Regions from separate parts of the Homo sapiens genome. Here region 2 is linked to region 1. A link is an interaction called in ENCODE POLR2A ChIA-PET data of the cell type or tissue named here. Cell type or tissue: GM12878. All regions are shown on one strand.

What was found. Peaks named below come from ENCODE experiments on the same cell type or tissue, not always from the same donor. Only the 100,000 strongest peaks of a DNase experiment are listed, where the experiment ranks them.
Region 2: POLR2A ChIA-PET joins it to region 1 with 5 read pairs; 2 of 35 experiments call an interaction of 5 or more read pairs at or near these places.

What each region holds. Positions count from the first base shown.
Region 1 is chr18:11,025,818-11,030,817 of GRCh38, forward strand. The region is part of intron 2 of PIEZO2 (piezo type mechanosensitive ion channel component 2); the gene reads right to left. Among named protein-coding and RNA genes, the nearest start is that of PIEZO2, 120 kb to the right of the region's middle. In GM12878, no CTCF peak of the experiment used is centred here; a DNase peak (open chromatin) is centred at 2,224; H3K27ac peaks cover 3,387 bases.
Region 2 is chr18:10,762,099-10,767,098 of GRCh38, forward strand. PIEZO2 (piezo type mechanosensitive ion channel component 2) reads right to left here. Exons shown (of 56, transcript NM_001378183.1): 22 at 824-1,000; 23 at 402-527. Among named protein-coding and RNA genes, the nearest start is that of MIR6788, 5.0 kb to the left of the region's middle. In GM12878, no CTCF peak of the experiment used is centred here; no DNase peak of the experiment used is centred here.

The DNA.
Region 1 (5,000 bases):
AACTTGCTTGCCCTGAGGTGGGTACTGCACAACTCTTGCTGAGTCAGTAGGTGTGGAAGAGGGAGTTCAGCTTAACTCCAGACTATAAGATCTGGGTTCCGCTGGGGGCAGCAGCAGCAAGCCCCAGGAATCACCTAATCCTCAGACTCAGCCTCCTGATCCTCAGGAGTCCCTTCTGAAGTCCCCTTTTCAGAGCTGCTCAGCACCATCACAAGTAGGAAGCGAAGATCATCCCTGAACTGGTAGTTCAGATCAGGAGCACGCATTGCTTTGCCGGTTTGCCAGGGCAGGCTGAACGGCGCCTTTACAAACATGCAATTGAGTTGCACCAGAGACCGCTGTCAATAGTCATGGTCAGCAAAGAAAAGAAGAGGTAGGTAGTTTGGAGTGGTTCTGGGTGCTTGTCTTCACATGTTTCACACATTATTTCTATTTTTATTAATATATTGAAATTGTAGTCGCATAGAGTCAGCTCCATAACCGAACAAGTACAAAGTGAGCCAGGGTAGAAACTCTGCTGGCCTCTCTGCCTCGCCCCCACCCTGCCTCAATCTCATCCACAGACACAAAGTTAGCCGTCTGCACCCTGACTGGTCCCTTCTGTGACTTCCCCGTTCCCGGAGTGGCTCCTCAGCACCACCTACACCCTCTTCTCATCCACGTCTCCACCACCTGTAACTCCTTGTCTTACACTTTCTAGGAAGCAATAAAAGAAAACGAAGCACCAGGTGCTGATGCCGATGCACTGTGCTCTTGCTGTTATTGGCCTATGCTCCGTATGGAAAGAGATACATATACTAAAGCATTGCACAGCCTTGCTGGGCTGCTCCCTCAGCCTGAATGCTCCCTCCACTGCCCTCTGTGAGGCTTATTCAGCCTTACCCTGAATTCCCAAGGGACCAAATGCTCAACTTGATTCCCTCAGCACCCTCTTCAAAACTGTATCACTTTTATCATGCATTATCGGTTAACAGATCTGTCACCCAATTAACCCATAAGTGGATTAGAACATGGACCAGATCACATTCATTTTTGTGTATTTAGCTCCTAGACAGGAAGAGGGAAAAAAGAGGCAAGAGTGTGGGACTGAACCACACAGGAAAAAGAGAAAAAGAAACAAATTAGCAATCTATCACATCACTTGAACTAATGGGAGCGCTCGTCTCCAAGCTCTGCACAGCACTTATGTGTATGAGACAAGACTCTGCCCAAAAGTATTTTATAAGCCAATTCATATGAAATGTCACAGAGCAGTCAATTCTAAACTGTGTAAGAATGAGTGTGTGCATAGCTACACTTATATGACAAACAGCGATTTGGACAAACTAAAGTAGGAGCCAGAATTCAAGGGGCTTGGGGATGGAATTTGAAGAGACCCCAGAATATGGGTAGAACCTGGAGAGAGGAAAGCAAACAGCATTTGTGGAAAAGGAACAGCATGAGCCGTGACCCCTGAGTTCTGAGCTCCAGTCAAGGTATAACCGGGCTCTGCTGGACCTGTGTGTGAATAAAGGAAGGACTGCGACTGTCAATTCACCAGTGAGGCAAGGCAGGAATTGCCTGGTCAGAGCAAAGGGGGCACGCTGAGGTGCGCTAGGAATAAGGTACAAGAGGTTAAAAAGAAAGCAATCAAATTGACAATGAAGCAGGAGATATAATCATTTAAAATTTAATTTTCAAGATGATATAGGTTTTGCATGAGAGTTATACCTAAAAGTCATCTGGAATAATCTTTAACTTCACAATTCATCTGTATGCTTCTGTTTGGTTTTAACTGTAGAAAATTTAATTTAAATAACTGTCTTAGGTAACTGGGTTGATGAACAAATGGGAGTTCGGTGGGGTTTAAGTTCCATTTGGGGTTGTCTTTCACAATTATGTTGTACAAATAAATGTAAAAATCATTAGCATTAACTGAAAATAGCCATTCACTCTAACTCCAGGATTCATAGTGATCTTGATCTATCATTTAGCGTTTCAGTTCAATACTGAAATTTCAGCTTATGACTTGGTAAGTGGTTTTTCCATTTGAGAGTTTCATGTTGTTTTGCTTTTAACAGCAAAGTAAGCTTAAAGAAACAATTGTTAAATATACTAGAAGAGCCTTCGTAGAGTACTCTTTGATAAATTCTTCAAACACTGTTTCTGAGAATGATCTCACAGAACAGGAAGACCTGCTATTATGATTAGTGCAGGGTAACCTGCCAAGTGTCCCTGTGGCTAGTCCAAGCACCGTCACAGAGGGACAAGCAGTAGCTGCTTCTGTTGCTAGATCTCAGTTCTCACTTTCTGATTTACATGGTGTGGCACCACGAGCTGCAAGTTCTACAAACTGTAACTTGGATTCTTCTTCCAGTACCAAATGCAAGTAAGGAAGCTAGGCTTTTCTGTACATCGCCTTCTTTCTTTTCTTTTCTTTTCTTCTTCTTCTTCTTTATTTTTTATTATTTTTTTTTATTTTTTGAGACAGAGTCACTTTGTTGCCCATGCTGGAGTGCAATGGCGTGATCTCGGCTCATTGCAACCTCTGCCTCCCAGGTTCAAGCAATTATCTTGCCTCAGCCTCCTGAGTAGCTGGAAGTACAGGCACGCACATCCACACCTGGGTAATTTTTGTATTTTTAGTAGAGACAGGGTTTCACCATGCTGGCCAGGCTGGTCCCGAACTCCTGACCTCAGATGATCCGCCAGCCTTGGACTCCCAAAGTGCTGGGATTACAGGTGTGAGCTACCGCACCCAGTCTATACGTGGCCATCTTATATGGTCATTGACACTGTCCTTCAGCTTTATCTGAACACCCCCATAACAATGTGTGACTAAGTGGAGTTGAGGACAGTAAAACTGTGCAGTATTAGGGATATATGTTTCCTTAGATAGATCCTCACATATTCTGGAAGGAGAAGAAAGTGAGAATCTGATCAGGTCTGAATAATACATGGCCAGCCAGCGTTGGCCATGGTGCTGTGCAGCTCATCAGGATTAGTCTTTCTTGTGCTTGGTACTCTATATAATACCTATTGACTCACTTCTTCAGCAAATATTCATCAATTGCCCTGTGCCAAAGAATACATTTGGTGTCATAGGAAACAGAGTTGAAAAAAAATTTAGATAAGATGGCATGGAACATTTTACCTTGCATCTAAACAACACCAGTTTTAAGCTGCACCGTCAGTTATTTAAATAGAAATTGAGGGGAACATCATGTTCGCTGTAAACATTTTGTTAACTCGTAATAGCAAAAAATTAATTGGGAATTACATTAACTTTTCACAATCACAGTTAAAATTTAGTGTAGGCCTTCTCCATATTCAATTTAAGAATGTATCTGAATTGTACTCACATGACATTCCCACTTGCCAGGTTCCCTGCCAACGCAAACACAACCTGTCCAAAAAGCAGCTCTGATTTTTCCTCCGTCACCCTTGCTCCAGACCCGGCTCCCCATTTCAACAAATGTCACCACCACTGTCCTGCTGCTAAAACTTGAAATAAAAGACTTTTCCTTAATTTCTCCCAGTGCCTCCCTACCACATTCCATATCAAATTCATCCGTAAGTTTTGTTGGGTTTTTCACCAAATTAGATGTTTGAAGTGTGCCCTTTTCTCTATCTCTGTATCTCTATGCTGATACTAGCTCCAACCCACTTCTGCAGACCCCTTAGGCGGCTCCCTCCTGCTACTCAGGCTCAGATGGATCTTTCAAACAAGCAAATTAGGCCATTCTATTCTCCTACTTAAAGTCTCTTAATGGTTCTCCACTCTACTTAGAGTAAAGGCTAAACCCTTTCACTATTTACAACTTCAGTGCTTCTCAGCCTCTGTCTGCTGGGGTAGTTCTTTCTTCCTTCATTCCTCCCCAGGCCAACGTTTTTTGTGTCTCAGGGCCTTTGCACTTACCATCCTCTCTGCCTTGAGGACCCCTCTCCCTCCCTGCCTCTGACTTCTTCATGTGGCTGCTCTTCCCTTTTCAGACAGGTCTTGTTGACCCCCTAGAAGGTGGACCCTTCCACCACTTGTTCCCTATACAGCCCCCTTAATTGTCTTCACAGCAGCTAACCCAACCAGTAATTCCACCATGGCCATGTTCCTTTTTTATCTTCTGCGTTCCCCACTGAACTGCAAGCTCTATGATTTGATCTGAACAACCTTCATCAGGTTGGAAATATTTTTTATCTCTTCTGAAAAATTAGGTAACTTTTACTCCCTTTAAGTAATATAAGAAGGCAGTACTCTGCATATACATCTTTTAATTTTAATGCTTCTCATACTATGATCTTTCTAAAGAATTTTAAAAGACAAGCTACCATCCTCATTCCAGCCACAAAGCCAACCCCTTATAGTGCTACTAATGGTAATAAACACAACTAAGGTGTCAAGTGTTTGAATAAACACTCGCTACTTATGGTCACATTCACAGGTGTGATGAAAATGACAACTATAGTGAAATTTATTCCTCAATTATAAGATGTTTTGTAATTTAAAAAATGCCAAAGTGAAGGTGTGGAATATCTGATAATCAAGAAAAGAGAGTATTGCTTTTTATTATTCTCTATAAAACCAAAGTTTGGAGACCATGTTTCATTAGTTATCTGTAAGGGTCCCTAGTACTCCCTAAGCCCACCCCCATCACTTAGTGATGAGAAAACTGAGGCCCAAAGGAGTGACTTGCCCAAGGTCAGACAACCTTGTAGTGGTTACGGGAAGGAGTGATTAGAAAGCTCTGGCATTTATTCACCATGATGTTGCTGTCAAGTTTTACTCTGTCCTCATTTCTGAAAGCCAAAACAATGTCAGCTTGGCTCGTGCTCCAGCGAAGAGTTAGAAACGCTGGTCCCTCGAGATATATGACAAGGACCCCAGGCCTCCATAGGGGACGGTGCTGCCCACTCTTAAGATTCCTGGCAAGACGTAGTCCAGGGCCAGGAGCATCCAAAAGAACTCACTCATTGAGACGGCAAAGTGCATCTATAAAAACAAGCACCTAGACAAAAAGCAAAGT
Region 2 (5,000 bases), 260 kb before region 1:
GTATACTTTACTTAATATTTTTCTTTGTGTCTAGAAGAGATCATACTATGCACAGTGTTTTGAAATTTGCTTTTTAAAAATCTTACTATATTTTAGACATGCTTCAATTCTAATGCACCCATCGACCTTAATCTTGTAATGGTCTTAACATGATTGTATAATGTTCCAATGAATGTATTTGTCATACTTTATTCAAGCAATCTCAGACCGTTTGATCATTTTCTCTTTAACATGCCACAATACTGATTTTAACACTTAGAGTTTGTTGCAAAGGTGATGCCAAATCCCACATGAGAAGATATGGTTACTATCAAATGTGATGTTAAGCGTCTCATGGAAAAGAATCCTGAACTATTATATAACGGAGTGGAGGCCCAAACTAAGCACGACAAAGCCATTACCCTCAGGTAGACTAGCAGAGGCGAAGACTTCCGCAGGCCGACCCACTCTGTAGGATCGATAGGAGCGCTGTAGAGCAGAGACTTGTTCAACTCATTAAAGGGGATGTTTGTTTGATTTTCATTTGGCTAAAAAGAAGAGAAAATGGAGTAAAAAAAAATAGCTCCACAGATTAGGAGAGCTCAGGTTATTTCTTCTTCAGCCTTGAGCAAAATGATAGTGGTAGGATGGGAGGGACAGGCCCATTTCAGGGGAGACCTCAGTATGAGACGAGGCTTAACACAGGCCCAGAGCACGACCAGCCAGGGAGAGGTGACTTACAAGCCAGGTCAGGCCAAATGTGCTTGGGGATGGGGGTTCCCCAAGTATCTGCCTTGCTTTGCTAAAGGGCAGTCAGGAATATTCCCCCATCACCGAGGCTCACCAAGGAACAGTTAACAGAGAAGTTCTCAGGCTTAATGGTTTGGAGCTGGTACAACATTTTGCAGACGATGATCACACACGTCCAGACTGTGCAGACACTTGAAGCCAGACGGCGCAGCTTGGCGTACGGCAGAGCAAAAGCCCAAGAAATCAAAAATACATAGTTGAACAGAGACACCTGAAAACGTAAAACCAGAAATGGGGACAAAAATACGTAACACGGCATAACAAACAGGACAGCCACAAAACAGGATGACTTGATTTACTCAGTTCGGCAAAAGCAGACTGGATTCCTAGCATGCGCAAGGAATTGCCCTAGGTGCTGGGGTACTAAAGTAGGTGAGTTATGGTCTCACCCCTCAAGGGCATTATGTCTTGTATGGCAGACAGACATATCATCAGGTGACATCAATATCATGTAGCACTGGCTAAGCTATCAATGTGGGCAGGCTCCTGTGAGAGCGCCCAGAAGGGTCCTTGGTCCAATGTGGAGGTCAGGAAGCACTTTCAAGAAGAGACAGTGCCTGAACTAAGCCAAGCCAAGAAAGATGAGAGGTGGATTCTTTAGGTAAAGGAGGCATGAATGAAGGCAGGAAAGCATGAGCTAGCATGGTGGGGACAGGCAACAACAAACGACTGGAAAGTTCAGAGTTGAAAGTGTGAAGTGCAACAGGAGGTGAGGCTGGAGATGCAGCTACAGCCAAGTTTTGATGGATCCTTTTTACACCATGCTATGGCACGGGAGCCCATTCTTCAGAAAACTGAGAGCTGTGGAAGGGCATTACACTGGGAATTTGGAGGTAAGATTTGCTTCCTATTGAGATAAATGTAACTGATGAATGGAGGGCCCATTGTGGGGACTGGACACGACTTTTGGGTGACCCACTCACGTGCCGCGGCAATAGCCCAGGGAAGATGGGGAGGAGGCGCGGATTCAACATGGGAGGCAAAATTAGCTGGACTTGATGACTGATTGGCTTGGTGGGCCGGTGGGTAAGACAGAAAGTTCAAGGAGTGATTCCCAGGTTTCCACTTGGGAGCCTGAGTGGATAACAGTGCCATTACTGAGACAGCAACGCTGATAGGGAAGCTGGTCAGAGCAGCAAGGTTATGAACTCAGCTTGAACCTGTTGACTTTGGGCTGCATGCGAGTTCGTTGATCAGGCCAGATGTTCCCACATTTCTAGCAATTCTTTATAGTTAATAGTCCATTGGACAGTATAGAAGGACCACCATCTTCTTCAGGCATGGGAAACGCTCATTTATTCTGCATATTTTTATGTTAAAGTAATATCCTAGAAATGTTTAATATTCTCAGGTAGAAATAATAGCATGCTCTCATTTGATACAACTAAACATGTACCAAGCATTGTGGGCTAAGCATTGTGGGCTCTAAAAGACATAGTTACCTACTTGGCTTATAAAACTATAAAAGAAGAGGCCGGGTGAGGTGGCTCACGCCTGTAATCCTAGCACTTTGGGAGGCCAAGGTGGGTGGATCACGAGGTCAGGAGTTCAAGACCGGCCCGGCCAAGATGGTGAAACCCCGTCTCTACTAAAAATACAAAAAATTAGCCGGGCGTGGTGGCAGGCTCCTGTAATCCCAGCTACAGTGGCCGAGATCGTGCCACTGCACTCCAGCCTGGGTGACAGAGTGACACTACGTCTCAAAAAAAAAAAAAAGTTTAAAAAATTATAAAAGAAGAAAATGTGGAGACTACATGACTGTATTTAATTCTGCTATTTGTTACCTGTTACTCTTCTGCTCAACTATTTGTCACTGTCCAATGCAAGGAAGCTCTCTGAGAATTAAGTGCTGAAATATTAAAGTAGGAAGAGATGCCTTATAGAATTAATTGAAGATGAAAGAAATACTGTACATGGAAAGGCCCTGCAAACCATAACTCACTCATAAACATGTTACCTTTTAACAAAACAGATAGATTAGCGAATTGACTCTTCCTCCATAGTCATCAACAAGTGTCTCGTCAATTTGGATATTAAAAAGCAAACCCTATTAAAGATGCTGTGAAATTAACTCAGTTATGTCTGTTATTATGTATCTAAGGCCTTTAGTAAAGACAGCACAATTAATTTATTCAGAACTTTTAATTTTCTGAGTGATGGAGAAAGGGAAGTAAAGGTGGTAACTTTCATTAAGTCTTAACTAGGTTCAAGGTGACACATCCCCTGAGGATTCCCTGCCCGCAGGAGGCATGTGGGAGGGACAGATGGAGGCACACAGGCACTTGGTGACAGCGTAAGGGGACTGAGACCTGACGAATAAACAGGAGTTAGACAGGCAGAAGAAATAGCAGGTCCAAGGTCCTTCCAGACTTGGGAGAGCATGGGCTGCCCATCCTTGGAGAAGCAAGTGATTCATTGTGAGAGAAGTGTGATCTGAAACCTGTCAGGGGACTTTAAAACCCATCCAGCGTCTTAGAGTGTCCAGGAATGGCAAAGGTGAAGTGGTGTGGGCTGGATCCCGGGGGTCTTATACCACGTTACGGTGAGGATGCCAGGCAGCTGCTGCAAGGTTTCAGGTAGAAGTCTCTCATGATCATATCTGCCCTGTGGGAAGACTATTCTGGCCGCATTGTGGAATACGTATTGCAAGGAGAAAGGATTGGGCAAAGCTGGGAATCTGTAAGAGTAATCTAAAGGGCAATGGAGGCAGAGGGAGTGAGTAGGACACCTGAAAGAGCTTTGGGGCCACTCAAGAAGTGGGGTCAGGCCCAGCTGTCAGGTGGAAACAGGGGCCTGGAGTTCAAAGAGAGTAGTGAGTTGACACAGATTTTGGGACTCGCAGCAAGTGCAGGAGTCCTGTGCTTGTGAGCTCGTGAGCTCACCCATGAGAGTCCAGAACAGAAACACGCTGTGGACAGAGACTGAGGAACATGCTGAGGAAGCTGGTGGGAAGGGCGGGATGAGTCCAGCAATGAGACAGGAAGGGCCTGATGAAACTGTGGGGAGGGGCCGGGAAGGTGAGCTGATGTCCAAAACAAGAGAAAGGAGAGCTTCAATGACAAGGAAAGGATCCCCTGTCCTCAGCATCCTAGAGAAGTCAAATCAGAGGAGGACTAAAGAGCCTCTGTGCGGTGAATATTTTTATTTTTATCATTTTACAAATAGAAAAACTGGGGCTCAGTGAATGAAGTATGATACTTCATTCCATACAAATATCAAGCCCAGTGCAAACCTCAGTGCGCCTTGCCCTCTCACAGTTCTGTTATCTAAAGAGATCATGATCTCATCATTTTCCTGATGGTAAGAATCTCGTGGAAGGAAAGAAGAAGAAAGAAGGAGGAACAGGAGGAGGAGGAGGGATAAGGAAGAAGAAGAGGAAGGAGAAAAGGGGAGAGAGAAGGGGAAGCAGAAAGGAGGGGAAGGGGAAGGAGAAGTAGGAGGAGAAGGAGGAGGAGGAGGACAATGACTATGACAAATACCTGGGCCACAACCAACACCTGATGAATTAGAATTTTAGGGAAATAGATGCTGGTCCACGTACATAACAACTGTCCAGGTGATTCTTACTATCAAGGATTTTGAGAAACAGTTTTATGCAATAGTGCTTTCCCAAAAAAGCCCTGTACACAGGTTGTCATCCTATCTGAATATAACCTTGTGGGGCCTGAGGGCCCTGCCTCAAGGGAAGGGGCCTCTGAGAACCAAAGCCTCCTGGGCCCTGCACTTACCCATCCCTGGCTTCCCTCTCCCAGAGAACCCCAGTTGCAACTATCACCTCCAGGCTGCAACCGCCTGCAAGAGATACTCCTCCCTGTGCAGCAAGTGCTCACTGTGGACACCTCTAGCACAGCAGTTATTATCACTTTTAGTTTTATTTGGCAGCCATTCCCATCAGGCTGTGAGCTCAGACAAGAAGTGTGTCTTTCAAGCTACTACACTAGCACCTAGCACCATGTACGCATTCACTTTATTGTGAGTCCTTAATAAAGGCTCAATGAATGCTTAGTGAGAGTGAAAATAATAACAATGATGAGACAGACAAGAAGGAGAAACCTCAGGTCTGCAAAAGTTTCCTTCCTTCCTTCCTCCCACCTTCCATTCCCTCCCCTCCCCTCCCCTCCCCTTCCCTCCCCTCCCCTTCCCTTCCTTCTCCAATTGGCCAGGCCCCCCAGGGAGGAGCTGAGGTGCTAACAGAAAGTGTGGCTCTTGCT